Regions from separate parts of the Mus musculus genome. Here all the other regions are linked to region 3. A link is a loop called in an ENCODE intact Hi-C map of the cell type or tissue named here. Cell type or tissue: heart. All regions are shown on one strand.

Region 1 (2,500 bases), 910 kb after region 3:
CACTTTGAAGAGTATCTTAGAGTATCTTAGTATCTTAGAGTATGCAGAGTCTGGGCTCTCTTCCCAGCATGAGATTCCTGGGGATGGAGCTCAGGTCTTCAGGTTTGATGAGAAGCATCTTTATCTGCTGAGCCACCTAAAAGGCTTTATCTTACAGGATGTGATGGTTAATATGGGCTGCTCACTTGACAGGATGGTCCAGGAGCCAAGCCTCACGACGGCTGAGAGAGTTTATAGACTAGGTTAATTGGGGGGAAAAGACCCATGGGAGGTGAGCTGAGCGCTAGTGGTTGCTTCTGGATCTTGAGGATGGGTGCAGTGTGGTCAGCCTCTGTGTATTTCCAGGCCTGCCCCAGCGCAGTGGACTGTGTTTCCTGGACCTCTAAGCCAAAATAAATCCTTCCCATTTCCCTGCAAATTGTTTCTGTCAGAGCATTCTATTAGGGCAGTGGGAAGAGTAAGCAATATGGGAGAGTAGTGGGGAAAGAATTTTGGTTTAATAACATTTAGTTACTAGAGAAGATGGCTTTTAAATATTTCATAAGGTATGTTATACAGTGTTTATTTACAAAGAGTACATACTGTGCTACTTAAGAGCTTTTATTAGGTACCCAAACATGGTATTACAGGTTGTTATGTTCAGACCATAGTCTATAGTCTAAACATATAAAATAATTGAAATATTTAAAATATTTTTAATGGTGTGGTAATTAGGACTGTGTAAACACATAATAAAATGTGACTTGGGTTTTCAAGGTCTCCGTTGTAGTAAAAGCTGCATTATGAGACAGTCCCACAGAGGACTCAGGAATTCTACTGTAGCCATGAACCTGGGACACATGCAACTAAACCAAGTACCCCAAGTCAGAGCTGAACATATGAAATGTTTTCAGAAGTCATTTGCAAAGGGACTACTCCACAGTGGCAACATGGCCAAGAATACTGCTTAAAAAGCAAGAGCTCATTTCACACAGCCACAGAGAACACAGCACTTAAAAGAGGGTGCTTCTGTGACAAAAGTCAGGCTGGCCCTGGTGGTGCAAGCCTGTAATCACCACACACAGCACAGGTCCAAGGCCTGCCTGTGCTCCAGAGAAAGTTCAAGGGCAATCTCAGTCATTTAGTGAGCCACTGGCTCCAGATAAAAATCACAAAGAGGCAGAGGCTATTGTTCAGTGGTGGAGCCTAGGGTCTCAGTCTCTAGCACCAGGGGATAAAGGGGACAATTGGAACATACTAGTTTTAGACATCGTCACAAACCCTCAAGACGAGTGTCTTGAATTTGCCTTTTAGGAAGAATATGGATGTGTGTGTGTGGTGGCAGAGAGCAGGGGTGACAAGCATTTTGGCAGCAAGTATAATAAACTTACATTTCCCCCCCTTTTGATTTGAAGACTCTTCAAGCTCTCTGAATACTGTACTTCTAAACTTGAGGTAGCCTAGCAACAGTGACATCTAGTGGTCGTGCATACTGCATTCCCTCTCCTTTGAAGGGTCCCTTCAGAAAGAGTCCTATTAGAGTTAAGTGTTTAAAGGTGACACTACAAATATCCACCTTAAAACGGCTCCCCAGGATCTCCAGTGTGCTCCAAAGCCGTGAGGACTGGGACTCAGATGTTTAAGTCTGAGTATCTCTTTGACTTTTCTAAAAGTCTCCTTGTAGGATAGTCCAAAGAGGATAATTGGGCTCACACATTTAAAAGTACAAGTCTGACAGCCCAGCAGGATTTGTGAAGAGTAGAATGCTCTCAGCTGCTTCAAGCCGCTTTTGCCTTGTCCAGCCCCGCCCCCACGATCAGCACCAGAAGGCTACCACCAGGCAGATCTCCCCAAAGAGGAACTTGCATCCGTCTCTCAGCAGCTCCGAGACACCTCACCACACTAAGTTCCCTCACGCTTGTCTGGCTTTCAAGCCACCCTCAACTCATTTCTCTACTCCAGCCAAGTCCGTTTGCCCAGTGCCCTCTGGAACTCTCACCATTTCTCCACTCCTGGCTGTGTCCCTCTTCTCTTCTTTAACGCCCGTCTTCAAAGCTTGTTTTATCTTCATCTAGTCTATGGAGCCATATCTTACTCCCCAACTCTGTTGATTCACAATTGGTATAACACAATGAAGGGTGAAGCCGCTTTACTGATGTCTCATGCTGGTCTCATATGCTAGTGACTAAAAACTGCAAAATCAGAGATTGCTTTCGGTATTTTCATAAATACTAACAGTACAAACATGGAAAACATAATCTCTCCTAGGCAATCCTTAATTTGTTCTCAAGTTTCAGCAGAAAGGCTTAACTCTCTTTGTTTGACTAGCTTATGGACGATAGTTTTTGGTAACTGCTCCTATAATTTTAAACTGAAGTGAAAAGCCATATATCAGCTTGAGGTGTAAAAATTTATTCCTAAAAGATTCTCCAGGCATTACAAGACATTCTTTTACATACACTGGATACTCTATTACGGGGTAAATGACATGGAATAATATGGAATTCTTCTTTCATACCTG
Region 2 (2,500 bases), 880 kb after region 3:
ATGGGGCCTTACAAATCAATGCCTTGAGCTGGTCAAAGTGTTCAGAGGTTATAAAAAAAAAAAGTGCAGAGAGATGGGTGATCCCATCACAGGCCCCAATTTTATTTACTATAAATTTAAATGTAATAACCAGGAGGAAAAAGGTCAGCATGGTCATTATCGCCAGAAGGAGTCTAATAGTTCTCTTAAACCTTGGTGAGAAGGCAGCTTCCCATGACCCTGATACTGGAAACTGCAGATATACTTCATGTTATATTGGTAAGATAATTCTACATCTTGCTAGCATTTACTCGCTGCTTCCTTTTCTCAGTGGAGATATGCATTTACACATATGGATGTACACACATACATTATTGCACATGTCTGTATATATTACACATATATACACATATACGCATGTAAAGATATATTACACACAAAAATGTATTTATGAACAATGAAATATATATATACATATATGAATAATGAAAAAGGATGGGTAAGGAGAAAAGAATGCGCCATCTCTACATATAACCTGAAGTGCTGAAAGACTGGCCTTTATGCAGATGTAAACCTGTTGTAGTAAGTCCAGTTCAGGGTGAAATCACCAACTTGGAGCCTCTTTGAAATTCACCAATCTCAACTTTCTTTATGGCTTTTCTGAGTTGAGTTTTGTCACTTTCCATCCTTTCCTTAAATACAGTCAAGTAAGGGCCACTATAGACAGCCTCGAGTCTGCTCACAATATGTAGTCCTGTTTCCTTTCACAAGGACACTCCCTGTGTTCTGTGTGCTGCAGGCCGAGCTACAAGTCTGGTCAGCACTTTTGGAGCCACACTTTGGGTTTTTTTCTGGCCAGGGATGTTAATTTTGTCAGTTCTGAGGAGGTGGATCTGACGCCATGGCTAGGGATAGTACACTAGTGCTTCTCAAATCCCAACTGACGCATCGGCGGAGAAAGGATCCCATAGTATCACAAATTCCTCCAGCAAAGCTCCCTGCTGAGACATGTAGGGAGCCTGTAATTTCTTTGGGTAGCTGAAGTTTGCAAAGGGCTTGTGGCGATGGGGGGGAAAAGACCCTAAAGAAGCGCAAGCCTTTACCACGAGCGCCACCCAGTGTCCGCCAGGAACAGTGTGGATTCAGCAAATGTCCCCAGCTCAGAATCACTCAGGCTGGTCTTGAAAGGCGGTCATGTTTTGTCTCAACTTCCAATAAACCCTTTTCTCCATACCACGCTTTTTCCTTTCTCTCTTACATAGTTGTGAGGCGATTGGAGGACGTTGAGAGTCATCCTCTTTCTAGACAATCTGAGGCAGCACTCCCCTTTCCATGCAAATGAGGGCCAGTCAGGCTTCTGCTGGAGAGTGGTGCCACTCTGAGTCAACAGCGTAAACCCCACGGAAGGCGAGTTTGTACGGGTATGCCATTTTATATATTTTATATATTCACTTATTTAGATGCAGAACCTCATGTATCCCAGGCTGGCCACGAACTTTCTGTGTAAAAAAGGATGGTGTGGTGCTGGCCATCTAACTCAGGGTTTGTGCTTGCCTCATCTGTCAGCTGAGCTACCCCTTCCCCAGTAGGTCAGATAAATTAATGGCAATATTAAGTCTTTTCCCTTTTCTGCTCCATCTGAAAATCTCTTTAAGTGGGAATAGAGCATCCCTTAACTTTGAGTGTGAGACTCACTTCAATGCACAAAAAAAATCTAAGGTTTTGTTTTTAAAGATGGGAACTTTATATTACATTTTACACAGCATTCAGATACAGGATTGCATAATATATGCTGGTGTTACACATGCACACTTGATGTAAGCAAGGCTGTCTTGGATATATATATATATATATATATATATATATATATACATACATATATATATACACACACACACACATATGTATATATATGTGTGTGTGTGTGTGTGTGTGTGTGTGTGTGTGTATGTGTGTATCAGGGTCACATCTGCTTTTTTTTATTAAAGTCTTGTGCTTTGTCTTTTTCTTTATTTGCCACGGAGAACTGCTAGCAGGGAAGGTCTCTGTTGTGTTTTTATTGATCATGATTCATGGAGGGCGTGTTTGTTTGTTTGTTTGTTTTTGTTTGAGACAGGGTTTTTCTGTGTAGCTCTGGCTGTTCTGAAACTTACTCTGTAGATCAGGCTGGCCTCAGTCTCAGAGATCTGCCTACTTCTGCCTCCCACATCCTGGGATCAAAGGTGTGTGGGCATGGATTGTGTATTTATTTATTTATTTATTTATTTATTTATTTATTTCACAGATCTCAAAAACAAGACTGATTGGGTCATGCGTTCTGTGAAGGCAGATCTGAGTAACCACTTTATTTCAATAACACCATAGCTATCTTTGAGATAGAGCACTATGATTGCATAATAACTTAGTAAGTTATTAAAGGAATAGCTCTACACTGTTCTGTATGATGGCCATGTGACTGCAGTTCTATGGATCGATATGATTAGATGAGAGTAGTGACTGGGAAAACTAAGGAACAAACTGC
Region 3 (2,500 bases):
AAATGTTTAGTTTGTTCCTTCTTGGTGTTTCAATGGTGGGTATTTTTTTCAAATTATATTTCCTCAGAAATACTTTTGAAGTTAAAAATATGACGCATCTATCTCTTTAAAAAACATCACACACAAACTCACACACACTCAAACACAAATACACACACACACACACACACTAGTTTATCTACAATCTGTGCTGCCCTAATCTATCTAAACTTTGTTTGCATCAAACCAGTTACTTTTACGCGTCAAGGAAATGCAAATAATGGAAGTTACAGTCACTCCCCTAACACGTCGGTGCATTCGGTTTCAGTTTAAGAACTGTGGGTTTGCACTGATTCTCGCCGCTCTAATCTCAGCCCATGTACTGTGGGCATCTCGCATTCACAAGCAGCACACATTGGCAGTTCTCGCTGATAACTTGGAGCGGATTCCCTACAGATGAGTTCTTTGAATATCCAAGGCAGAAAGGATTTGATTGTTACATTGTATGTTATCTTTTCTTGATCTTAAGGCCCTGGCCTGTGTAGACATTCCACAGAGCCTGAGAAGAGAGTGCAGACAGCTGACTGGAGGAAGAAGACAAAAATTCCCATTGTTTAGATTTCTGTCAGAGGATATAAGAATAGTTAATTTCTTTTATCTCTAGGGCTTTCATTATCATTTAAATTTCATTTTACATTAATTGATCAGGGATTAGTAAAGCCATTATGCAGAAATTAGAATAAGACAAGCCAGATGGAATGAATAATTCATAAAGTCCAATTACGTTTTATTTCTGGTGTACTTTCAAACTTGCCTCTGACTTCTGTGCTATTTTGATGTGACAATATTCGCTGGAAATCAAGTGTGCCATTTTAATTTATTATATCCCTCTGGAGTGGAGGCATTTGTATGCAGTGGAAAAATGCTCTGTGTTTCCCCTCAGAACATCAACTGTAGGGGTCTTGGAAATCCTTGGTGATTTAGAAAGGAAGTCATATTTTCTGTGTAAGTTCAGAGGTTCTAGAATGAGCCACATTGCTCCACTTGGTTCTGGCGAACTAACCCCATACAGGGAGGCTAAGGTCTTGAGTGGAGAGATTTCCACTTTTCTGTAAGAGCGCAAACCCGCATTTAAAGGTATTTGTCTCCTTCCCTCGCCGCACAAAAAGAGTTAAAATATGAATTTGGCCTGCAGTTGGACTGGAAGAAGCCATCGTTGCTGCAGCGACAAGGGAGGTCCACGAGGTGGCAGACGTTGCCTTCGGTGCAGAGCCAGGGTCGCCAGGGACCGCCCGGGCTTCGGAGCATGCCAGCAGGTCCAAGCCCCTCAGCCCACTGCTGGGTTCAGGCTCCCGCGACCTGCATGCACAGCTTGGCCTGGCAAGAATTCCGAGCTAATGGCAGTCGCGTCCACCTGTCTGGAATGTCGCTTACAACTGTGTCTGAAACCGCCTCGCTCCGCGGGTCCCGGCCCCGGCCCATTCAAAGTACACCCCACCCCCGGGGATTTATTTATGCCACTGGACAGTTGTAGTCACATTAAAGCTCCGGTTCACCTTCTCGAGGACTTTCATCTCGGGAAGTTTTATGACACTTGGTGAATGTGCAAAGTTTTTAATTAGGCTCTCTAGACAGCCCGAGGCGGCGGCAGCGCCACTAAGTCTTCACGGTCTCTCTGCTTTACAGCACAACAAGCCGCTCTACTCCTTTGAAGACAATGCAGACTATGTGTACGATGTCATGTGGTCCCCCGTGCATCCCGCGCTCTTTGCCTGCGTGGACGGGATGGGGCGCTTGGACCTCTGGAACCTCAACAGTGACACCGAGGTGAGCGACAGGCGCCCGGGCCCAGGGATGGGAAAGGGGGACCCGGGTCACTCTGCAGTCTGGTCCTTCGTGGGGGGGGGGGGAGCCTTTTGTGGACAGACCCTACAATTGCCTCTGGGTACAGTCCATTGCCCCCACTCTCAACCCCCAATTCTTGACTTCCCAGAAGGGAACCAACAGATGCATTGGCCAAAACTCCATGTCACTTCATCCCTAAACTGTACCAGATCTTAGACAGTTAACGACTCTGCCCCACACACATCTTTTCCCCCAACAGCACAAAGTGTGTTCACACTTTTCCCTAAGGGGAAGGACACATCGTGTTGAAATAACTTTATTGGCAGAGACTTGGAAAAGTAAGCTTTTGTGGGTGCTGTTTTTAGACTGGATTATTGAAATGAGGTTACTCTGTCAACGCTGGCTATTTGTACAATTTCTGTTTCGACTCCATTGAAGATGGTTCTCTACACTGCTTTCTGTTTAGTTCTACCATCCATTTGATTTATTGCTATGGAAATATTCCTTGTCTACAATATTGAACTCAAAGGCCATAGTGTCTAAGTTTATACATGTATGCAAAACTCAATTCGTCTTTAAAATGGGATTTTAACGTGTCACATTTAAAGTCATTCACAAGATAAAATAGGCATCTATTTAAAAAAAAAACAGTTGATAACAAAATGAATATTTTTGA

Evidence for each region. Peaks named below come from ENCODE experiments on the same cell type or tissue, not always from the same donor. Only the 100,000 strongest peaks of a DNase experiment are listed, where the experiment ranks them.
Region 1: a loop joins it to region 3, with 8 times the contacts of the local background. A loop is called at or near these places in 7 of 42 quality-filtered maps.
Region 2: a loop joins it to region 3, with 12 times the contacts of the local background. A loop is called at or near these places in 22 of 42 quality-filtered maps.

The regions. Positions count from the first base shown.
Region 1 is chr6:6,913,891-6,916,390 of GRCm38, forward strand. No RefSeq gene overlaps it. Among named protein-coding and RNA genes, the nearest start is that of Gm22155, 9.1 kb to the right of the region's middle. In heart, a CTCF peak has its summit at 1,464 (motif pointing left); no DNase peak of the experiment used is centred here.
Region 2 is chr6:6,884,037-6,886,536 of GRCm38, forward strand. No RefSeq gene overlaps it. Among named protein-coding and RNA genes, the nearest start is that of Dlx5, 3.2 kb to the left of the region's middle. In heart, a CTCF peak has its summit at 1,096 (motif pointing left); no DNase peak of the experiment used is centred here; H3K27me3 peaks cover 697 bases.
Region 3 is chr6:6,004,605-6,007,104 of GRCm38, forward strand. It overlaps Dync1i1 (dynein cytoplasmic 1 intermediate chain 1), which reads left to right. Exons shown (of 17, transcript NM_010063.4): 15 at 1,666-1,806. Among named protein-coding and RNA genes, the nearest start is that of 1700019G24Rik, 28 kb to the left of the region's middle. In heart, a CTCF peak has its summit at 1,208 (motif pointing right); a DNase peak (open chromatin) is centred at 1,307; H3K4me3 peaks cover 1,466 bases; H3K27ac peaks cover 1,036 bases.